Linked DNA regions of Homo sapiens: region 1 is linked to region 2. A link is an interaction called in ENCODE POLR2A ChIA-PET data of the cell type or tissue named here. Cell type or tissue: MCF 10A. All regions are shown on one strand. Links, peaks and the distances in the headings refer to the core of each region. The heading gives the core; the rest is flanking DNA.

Evidence for each region. Peaks named below come from ENCODE experiments on the same cell type or tissue, not always from the same donor. Only the 100,000 strongest peaks of a DNase experiment are listed, where the experiment ranks them.
Region 1: POLR2A ChIA-PET joins it to region 2 with 7 read pairs; 2 of 35 experiments call an interaction of 5 or more read pairs at or near these places.

The regions. Positions count from the first base shown.
Region 1 is chr5:75,089,310-75,093,749 of GRCh38, reverse strand. It overlaps ANKRD31 (ankyrin repeat domain 31), which reads left to right. Exons shown (of 26, transcript NM_001372053.1): 23 at 2,349-2,489. Among named protein-coding and RNA genes, the nearest start is that of GCNT4, 39 kb to the right of the region's middle. In MCF 10A, for the core only: no CTCF peak of the experiment used is centred there; a DNase peak (open chromatin) is centred at 1,919.
Region 2 is chr5:75,318,990-75,323,429 of GRCh38, reverse strand. LOC124901007 (a long non-coding RNA gene) reads left to right here and starts at 2,300. Exons shown (of 2, transcript XR_007058824.1): 1 at 2,300-2,480. In MCF 10A, for the core only: no CTCF peak of the experiment used is centred there; DNase peaks (open chromatin) are centred at 1,909 and 2,289.

The sequences.
Region 1 (4,440 bases), core at 306-4,305, 230 kb after region 2:
CTTTGAATATGTCATTCCACTGCCTCTGGCCTCCATTGTTTGATAATAACACAGCTGTTAATCTTCTTGAGTTTCCCTTGTAAATGATGAGTTATTTTTCTCCTGCTGCTTTTAATATTTTCTCCTTGTCTTATGACTTTTGATATTTTTACTATGTGTCTGTGGATCTCTGCATTTATCCTACTTGAGTCATTGAGCCTCCTGAATGTGTAGATTAATGCTTTTCAGTAAGTTTGGTAAGTTTTTTTTGTTGTTGTTGTTGTTGTTGTGACACAGTTTTGGTCTTGTTGCCCAGGCTGGAGTGCAGTGGTGCAATCTCAGTTCACTGAAACCTCCACCTCCCAGGTTCAAGCGATTCTCCTGCCTCAGCCTCCCAAGTAGCTGGAATTACAGGAGCTTGCCACCATGCTCAGCTAATTTTTGTATTTTTAGTAGTGACAGGGGTTTCACCACGTTGGCCAGGCTGGTCTCAAACTCCCGACCTTAGGTGACCTGCCTGTCTCAGCCTCCCTAAGTGCTGGAATTGCAGGTGTGAGCCACCGTGCCCGGCCAGTTTGGGAAGTTTTTAGGCATATATTTCTTCAAATATTTTTTCTGCTTCTTTTTCCTCTCCTTCATTATGCATATATTGGTATGCTTAATGGTGTTCCATATTTCTCTGAGACATTTTCATTTTTATTCTCTTTTCTTTGTCTTGCATACTCTGTATCAATATCTTCAAGTTTACTAATTCTTTCTCTTGCCAGTTTAAATCTGTTGAGCCTCTTTGGTAAATGTTTTATTTCAGTTATTTTATTTTCCAACTCCATAACTTCTATTTGGTTCTTTTTAAATAAATTTTTCTTTTTTATTGATATTCTGTATTTGATGTGACCTTGTCATCATTCCTTACTTAATGTCTTTAATTATGGTTTTCTTTAGTTCCTTGAACATATTTATAATGGTTATTTTGAAGTCTTTGTTAAATCCAGTGTCTGGTCACTCTCACAGGCAGTTTCTCTTGTCTGTTTTTTTTCCCAGTGTGTGTGTCATACTTTGCTGTTTCTTTGTATGTCTCATAACTTTTTGTTGGAACTGGACATTTTAGACAATGCATTGTAGCAACTCTACCCCACCTTCTCTTGGACTTCTTATTGCTATTTGCTTGTTTGTTTAATTACTGGCTAGATTGTTTTAGTGAAGTCCCCACTTCAGTGCTAAACTTCCAATGTTGAGCCTCAGGGACTAAAGCCTTGGCCACCTCTTTCCCTGACCTCCCTGACCACCCATGGCTCTTAAGCTCCACTTACTGCCCATTGACTGTTTTATTGTTTTCAACAATGTCCTAGGGGGACAAATTGCTCTACAGACTAATCCAAGCAAAGGTGGGCTCCTTTGAAGGGATAGTTCCCAAGGTCAGTGTTTGAAGTTTATTATGAACCTAGGAAGGCTCCTGCCAGCTCTTTTCCCAGTTGTCTCTTACAAACTCGCCTGCCTACAGCTTAGCCTACATCTCAAATGAATCTACCAGTCTACTCACAATTGCCTTTTACCACAACTTCTACTATTTCTGATAGTGCCCTTGAGCTTGAACTTCTTCATGCTCTGTTGCAAATGAAGTTAGTTCCTTCGGGAGGAGATTAGGAGCTATCTGTTCTAAGCCTTGCTTCTCTTCTCAGGCAGAATCCCTGAGCCATGGCCCTGGAGCTGAGGGTGGGGCCAAAGGTGATTTTTCAAGTGATACTCTTGCTTTAGGAGCTGAGCATTCGGTGGAGGGGAGGCAGTAGCTTCATGTGTTTTCCGTTTGCCTCTCCCAATGTGAAACCACCACCTTACAAGCCAAGGCAAGGGTGATTGGGATCCCAGCATTCTCCGTGGTGCCGTGCCAAAGGTGGAGCCTCTGTCTCACCACTCAGAGCTGGGCAGGAGAAGGGAGCCTCTACCCTTTGGTTATAGCTGCTGGCAACTTAGCCTTAGCAACAGTAGCTGGGGGCAGGATGAGAAATGCTGAAGTTATGCCCCTCCCAGGAAGACAGCCCTGTAACAGGGAGCCCTGTAGTCTTGACTACAGCAATCTAGAGTGGAGTCTCCACTTCACAGAGCTGGGAGTGGGGAGGGAGGATGCAGTCTTGGTTCAAATACCATAGACTCTCACCTTTTTAATCTGATTTTTGTAGATTTTGTTGACTAGATGGTTCATCATTTGCTGCATGCCCTTATGACCATTTCTAGATACATTAAATTTATATACAAAAATACATCAGGTGTTAGGGTATATGTGGTCCCTGTTACTTTGTCATGGCCAGAAGCAAAAATTCACATATTTCAGCTATTTTTGACCTTAATTTCTGTTTTATTTTTCACTTCAGGAGACTACCCACAAAGCCAGTATTTTATTGAATGGTAAACTTAAGGTAGAAAGTGGTCAGATTTATAAAAACCCAGTCACCTGGCTCAAGGATCTTCTGGGAGGCAACAGTTATGTGACCTGGAATTATGCTTGGAGTAAGGTGGGTCATTCTTAAGTTTATCTTTAACTTCATATTCAAATGGAAAAGTACATATTTTTGTGATGAAAGTATTTTTTAAGGAAATCTGAAAGATCTCCAAGCTAGTTTTGTATTCATGTGTTCATTCTGTATATGCTGTATGCATATCATGCTACATGCATGTCACAGAATGAACACATCACTTTCTCCCACAAGTCCTATTTGCCAGAATTCCCCATGGGCATGGTTGCATAGCTGACTGCACCTTCCGTTTCTTACTCCTTATCTAGTCTCAGAACTTTTAATGCCTTTAATCTTCCCATTTGATCTCCCAAGGGATTTCAGGTCTTTGTATGGAAAATTTGGAACCACTGGTGTATTGGTAACTTAGTTAATATGTTATTATTCTAATGAAGTAAAGCAAAATCTCCTAAATACAAAAGAAATGGGCAAGAGGCCTAAGGCCCTCAGATATTATCATGTATTTTTATGTTTGAACATGTCCTTATCCATGAATTGCTAGCCCTTCAAAATGAATTACTTTCATTTAGACCTCCTAGACTTAGTAGCCTCCCTGTCAGTTCTGGCTTCTGAGTTATAAGCCCAGTAATGACTGATGTTCTTGAGGTCTAGTGTTCATCCACCTGCAGACTTCAGGGACAGTCTTAAAATTATTCTTCAGGAAAGTCTGAATCTTCAGACATCTGCCATGACTGTTTCGAAGACTAGAAGATACACTCAACCTCTACTATTACAGTAAACCTCAGTGTACCAGTAATAGGAAGCATAGCTTTCTCTCCTCTTTTTTGTTTAACCCAGGTCTGCCCACTCTCCCTCCCAGTCCCCTTTGTGCCCCTAAAGTCTATATTCTGTGTCCCAGATTCTGTGCCCCAACCCTGCATTCTGGTCTCCTAGACCTCGTTGGCAAGTGTATCTAGCACTGTTTCAGTTCCTTCACTTACATCAGCACATTCTGGATTCTATCTGCTATATGGTCTGTCTGACTTTTTCCCAAAGTTTGTTTTGGTTTCCCACTCCTGGAGTCACCAGGCCATCTGCTTTCAGTTCGTCTTAGCCCCTTTACCCTATCCTTTCCATGGATTCTTAATTCATATCTAAATGTTAGTAATTAGCATCTTGCCCATGAAAATCCCTTTTTGTTACAAGGTTTCTTACACTTATGATAGATTATACTGTTTTGCTGAAACTGAATCTTAGCTCACAGGACAGATAGCATACTGAATGCTGTAGCTTAGGTTCTTTTGAGCTCAACATGCCTGTGCTGCAGTGTGCCTGGTAATGACTCCATTTGCCCACTCTGTTTCTCCATTAGAACTACTGTTATTTCCTGCCTTTGAATAGCTGGCTGTAACATCATTTGGCCCTTACTCTGTACTAATGCCTCATTTACATATCTCATTGACTCTAGCATTTTCTCATAGCCATGTCAATTAGAGTTACACTGTTTAGCACCTATGTGATAGTGAAGCCACATGCAAATGTGGGCACTAAAAGTAGGGCAATTATCAGATATAAAATATTCCTACAGATTATCTAAACAGGCTTATTTTCTTTAGATTATCAAAAAAATGAAAACGGAGTTTTAAAAATTACTATGGGCACTGATGTACTTCTAGTAAATACCCCAAGCTGAGAAACATTACCCTAGTGATTTTCTTTACAATATTTAAAAGGCTCTTTTAAAGTCTTTTAAAGTTTACCACAGAAACCTCTGCCTCTTCTTGTCTTGGAGTAACTCCTGAATTCAGTCACTTCTTGAGGAAAGGAGCTTTTTGCTACATGGGTAAATGTGAACATTTCTACTGACTAGTTCTGAGAGTGGTGGGGGTGGTATGGGACCAGGAGTGGTTGGTGGTCAGGCAAGGAATGCCAGAAAACAAGGTATTGCCCTGTATCTGACAGAGTGACAGAGCCAGTAGGTGCAGAGATGACTCAAACTCCCAACCCAAGC
Region 2 (4,440 bases), core at 199-4,198:
TACTAGCATATTTTATGTGCTAATGAGATGACTGGCAACTGGGGGCACCTAGATAGTGTTAGGGTGGGAGCTGGTCACCAGAAAGACCATGATTAGGCATGTTAGATGGTTGGAATTTTTAGGCCAGCACTCCAACCTCCAGGCAGGAAGGAGAAGGTGGAGACTGGGTTAGTCACTAATGACCAATTATTTAATCCATTGTGCCTACTTAATGAAACCTTCATTAAAACCACTAAACATTAGGGTTTAGAAAAGTTCTGGGTTGGTGAATACCATGAGGTGCTGGGAGAATGGTGTGCCTAGAGCGCATGGAAGCTCCAAATCCCTACCTTGTCCTCTGCATCTCCTCTGTTTACTTGTTGTATCCCTCATAATAAATAAGTAATGGCAAGTAAAGCACTTTCCTGAGTTCTGTGAGTTGTTCTAGCAGATTATCAAAGCTCAGGAGGAGGCTGTGGAAACCCACAAATTTGTAGCCAGATGGAGAGAAGTACCAGTGACAATCTGGAATTTGTGGCTGGCATCTGAAGTGGTAGTAGTCTTGTTGGACTGATCCTGCCACCAAATTATCCTATTTAAATTTTTTTTCTTTCTCTCTTTTTATTTCCATTTCCCTCCTTGCTTACTGTATGTTTAACTTTTTTTTTTTTTTTTTTTGAGACAGAGCCTTGCCCTGTCACCCAGGCTGGAGTGCAGTGGCACGATCTCGGCTCACTGCAACCCCCACCTCCCGGGTTCAAGCTATTCTCCTGCCTTAGCCTCCCAAGTAGCTGAGATTACAAATGCGTGCCATCACGCCGGGCTAATTTTTGTATTTTTAGTAGAGACAGGGTTTCACCACGTTGGCCAGGCTGGTCTCAAACTCCCAACCTCAAGTGATCCACGCCCCCTTGGCCTCCCAAAGTGCTGGGATTATAGGCATGAGCCACTGCACCCGGCCAGTGTTTAATTTCTTAAGAATAAAATGGTAACCTTTGCCCTCTTTCTTTCCACCAAGCACAGTGTCCCCCTTATCAAATGATATGCTTGCTTATAAATTCCAGGAACTGAATCTTAAAACAATCCAGTCACCTACTGAATTCTCCCCCACCAGGAGATTACCTCAAGGTTGCAGTGAATTTACAACCCTATTGTGGTGGAAATGGCACAAGCCCATTCCACCACAATAGGGGGCAATAATCCAAGATAAGTCATCAGAGCAAGTCCTGTAACAGACTCACACTTTCGGCCGGCCGGGTATGGTGGTTCACGCCTGTAATCTTAGCACTTTGGGAGGCTGAGGCAGGCAGATCACTTGAGGTCAGGAGTTCGAAACCAGCTTGGCCAACATGGTGAAACCCTATCTTTACTAAAAATAGAAAAATTAGCCGGGCATGGTGGTGGGTGCCTGTAATCCCAGCTACCGGGGAGGCTGAGGCTAGAGAATCGCTTGAACCCGGGAGGTGGAGGTTGTGGTGAGCTGGGATCAAGCCATTGCACTCCAGCCTGGGCAACAGAGCGAGACTCCGTCTCAAAAAAAAAAAAAAAAAAGACTAAAAAATACCAGACTCATACCTTCTAGCCCCTTCAGCATGCCTGTCCCCCGCCCCCCACTCCACCCATAGCAAGCTTCGCTTTTTAACCCGTTGCATTCTGTTCAAAATTTGATTTTTTTCTTTTTTTGAGATAGGGCCTCTCTCTGATGAAGCCTCAACCTCCCAGGTTCAAGCGATCTTTCTCCCTCAGCCTCCCAAGTAGCTGGGCCTACAGGCTCATGCCACCACACCTGGCTAATTTTTGTATTTTTTGTAGAGATGGAATTTCACCATGTTGCCCAGGCTTGTCTCAAACTCCTGGGCTAAAGCAATCCGCCTGCCTTGGCCTTCCAAAGTGCTGGGATTACAGGCGTGAGTCACTAAGCCCTACCTGAAATGGTTTCTTTAAGGCACAAAGCTTGGCCATTTTCCCACTGCTAGCTCTGGAATAAAGTCACTTTCCTTCCACCACTCCTTGCCCTTGTTATTTGACTTTGCAAGCGGCAAGTGGCCGAAACTGCATTTGGTTACACTTCATTAACTTTTGGGATCTGAAGCTAATTCCAGGTAAATAGTATTAGAATTGAATTGAATTGTAGAATACCCAGCTGGTGTTGGAAATTTGGTGAAGTGATGTTGGAAAAGATAGCACGCATTTGATGTCATAAGTTTTGTGAGTGAAAGCAGCACAGAGATAGATACCAACAAAGCAAAATAAGGAGAGGATGAGTCAGGATGACCCTGGAGGCCTCCCACTGCGACAGCAGAGGCCTCCTCCCAGCTTACTCAGCCAGAGGATAGGAGCCTTGATTTGGAAGAGTGAGTCAGAGAAAGTGGTAATGGAATTCAGAACAACGGTGAGCTTTAAGAAAGAGAGCATGCTTCAGAGAGACCAAGAATGACAGCTATGGATAAAGAGTTACAAGGGCTTAAGGCATGGCAAGCAAGTTAATAAATGGCTCTAAGGTAGGTGTCTTTGGCCAGCTGTACGGCTGAGGTCAGACGCCTGAGAAGTAGACTAAGAGTTGGTGTGGTTTGGCTGAGTCAGACCCCAGGATGGGGTCATACTAAGGGTCCGAGTAGGTAATAAGGATCCAGTGTCAAGGAGAAAAGTGGGCTCTGTCATATCTCTGAAAGTAATTTCTTCAAAAGCCAGTTTGCCAAATTGACCAATTTGCTGAAAAACATTCAAACACCTTAAACAAATCTGCGGGAGTGTCAGGGTCAGTTTCCTAATTTTAGAAACCAGATCGTGGATATTTTGGGTCTGACCATCTGATATGGCCAAATCTCCTCAGCCTACCTTAAGTGGGTTAGTCACTTGAACTTCAAGAAACATCTAATTGCAAAATTACTTCCCCTTTAATTTGTGGCCGCTTATATAGCGATGACCACAGATTGAGAAATTCACAGAATTTCTTGAAATTTTCAGAGCCTTCTGGGGACATGAGCGCTTAGAAGAAAAAGTGCTGATGCGTTTCCTGCTCTTCACCTCTCCTCCCTAGGCCCGCACCTCCAGAAGTGTTTCCACCTGCATTAGGCCAGCGCGATGTTCGCTCATGAACCAAAGCTATGGAATAAAACCAGTGAGCCAAAGGCAGATACAGATGAACACTTGTGGAGTTGTCCCTCTTCTGGCTGTGAAAAATAGATATTTATTTTTGGCTGCTAGCTCTATTTACTCAGTCTAGCAAACTGCAGAGAAGCTCCAAATGCAGAACTTATAGGGAGTGGAGTGTTTTTTTGGCTTCTTCTTGCCAAGGTATTTTGGCTCTTGACAGGGGTCGTCTGTGTGAGAAATCTCCCTCCTCAGGCTTCTTTCCTAGGGTGGTGAGAAGATGGGAAGACTGTGGCTATTGACAAACGGTGCTGTACATCCTGCCCTTCTCAGTAAATGACTGTTAATGAATTTAAGTGTTTGGCAGGTAGAAAGCTCTTGCCAGTGATCAAAACATGCTGTGTATACAGCTGTGTGCCTTTCTGAGGGCAGGAAAATTGGACTCTGATGCACAGAGGTTTGTGGATTCCTCCATGTGTTTTGAAACCTATATTTGAGAAGTAAGTATACCGAGCTGTTGCTTGGGAGAAGTAAACACAGCAAGCTGGAGATAGAGAAGTCACAGCCATAGAAACAGAAAACCTAATTAGGAGCAGAGTAGGAAAGCTGGACTTGCAAGAAAACTTAGACATCTCTCCCCTTCCTCTAAGCCAGTGTTCTTGTTCTATAAATAGCTAAGAAAGCTAGGTAGAATTAGACTGGAATGGGCTGAGAAGTAAACTAGGGCTGGGCGTGGTGGCTTACACCTGTAATCCCAGCACTTTGGGAGGCTGAGGCAGGTGGATCACTTGAGGCCATGAGTTCGAAACCAACCTGGCCAACATGGTGAAACATAGTCTCTACTAAAAATACAAAAATTAGCCGGGTGTGGTGGCAGGCACCTGTAATCCCAGCTTACTGGGGAGGCTGAGGCAGGAGAATCACTTGAACCTCGGTGACAGAAGTTGCAGTGAGCAGAGATTGCACCACTGCACTCCAGCCTGGGTGACAGAGCAAGACTCCATCTCAAAAAAAAAAAAAAAAAAAAAGAGGAAGTAAACTGGATTAGAGGAAGAGGTGTCATGTGCTCCAAAGGAAGGAAAACTGATTACAGGTATGTGAGGAGAGCAATCTCCCGAGCAACTATGATCTGAGGGTCAAACCCTCAAGACCCTATTTCTCGCCCTGATTTGCCTGACTTATTGGGCAGAATCCCATCTGACTTGTCTATTTCTAGGTTGAGTTCTCCCATTTCTTCCTAGTTAGGTGGTATTTACAAGCCTCTTCTAAAAAACTTCCAGCCAGGCATGGTGGCTCGCATTTGTAATCCCAGCACTTTAAGAGGCCAAGGCAGGAAGACTGCTTGAGGCCAGAAGTTCAAGTTCAGCC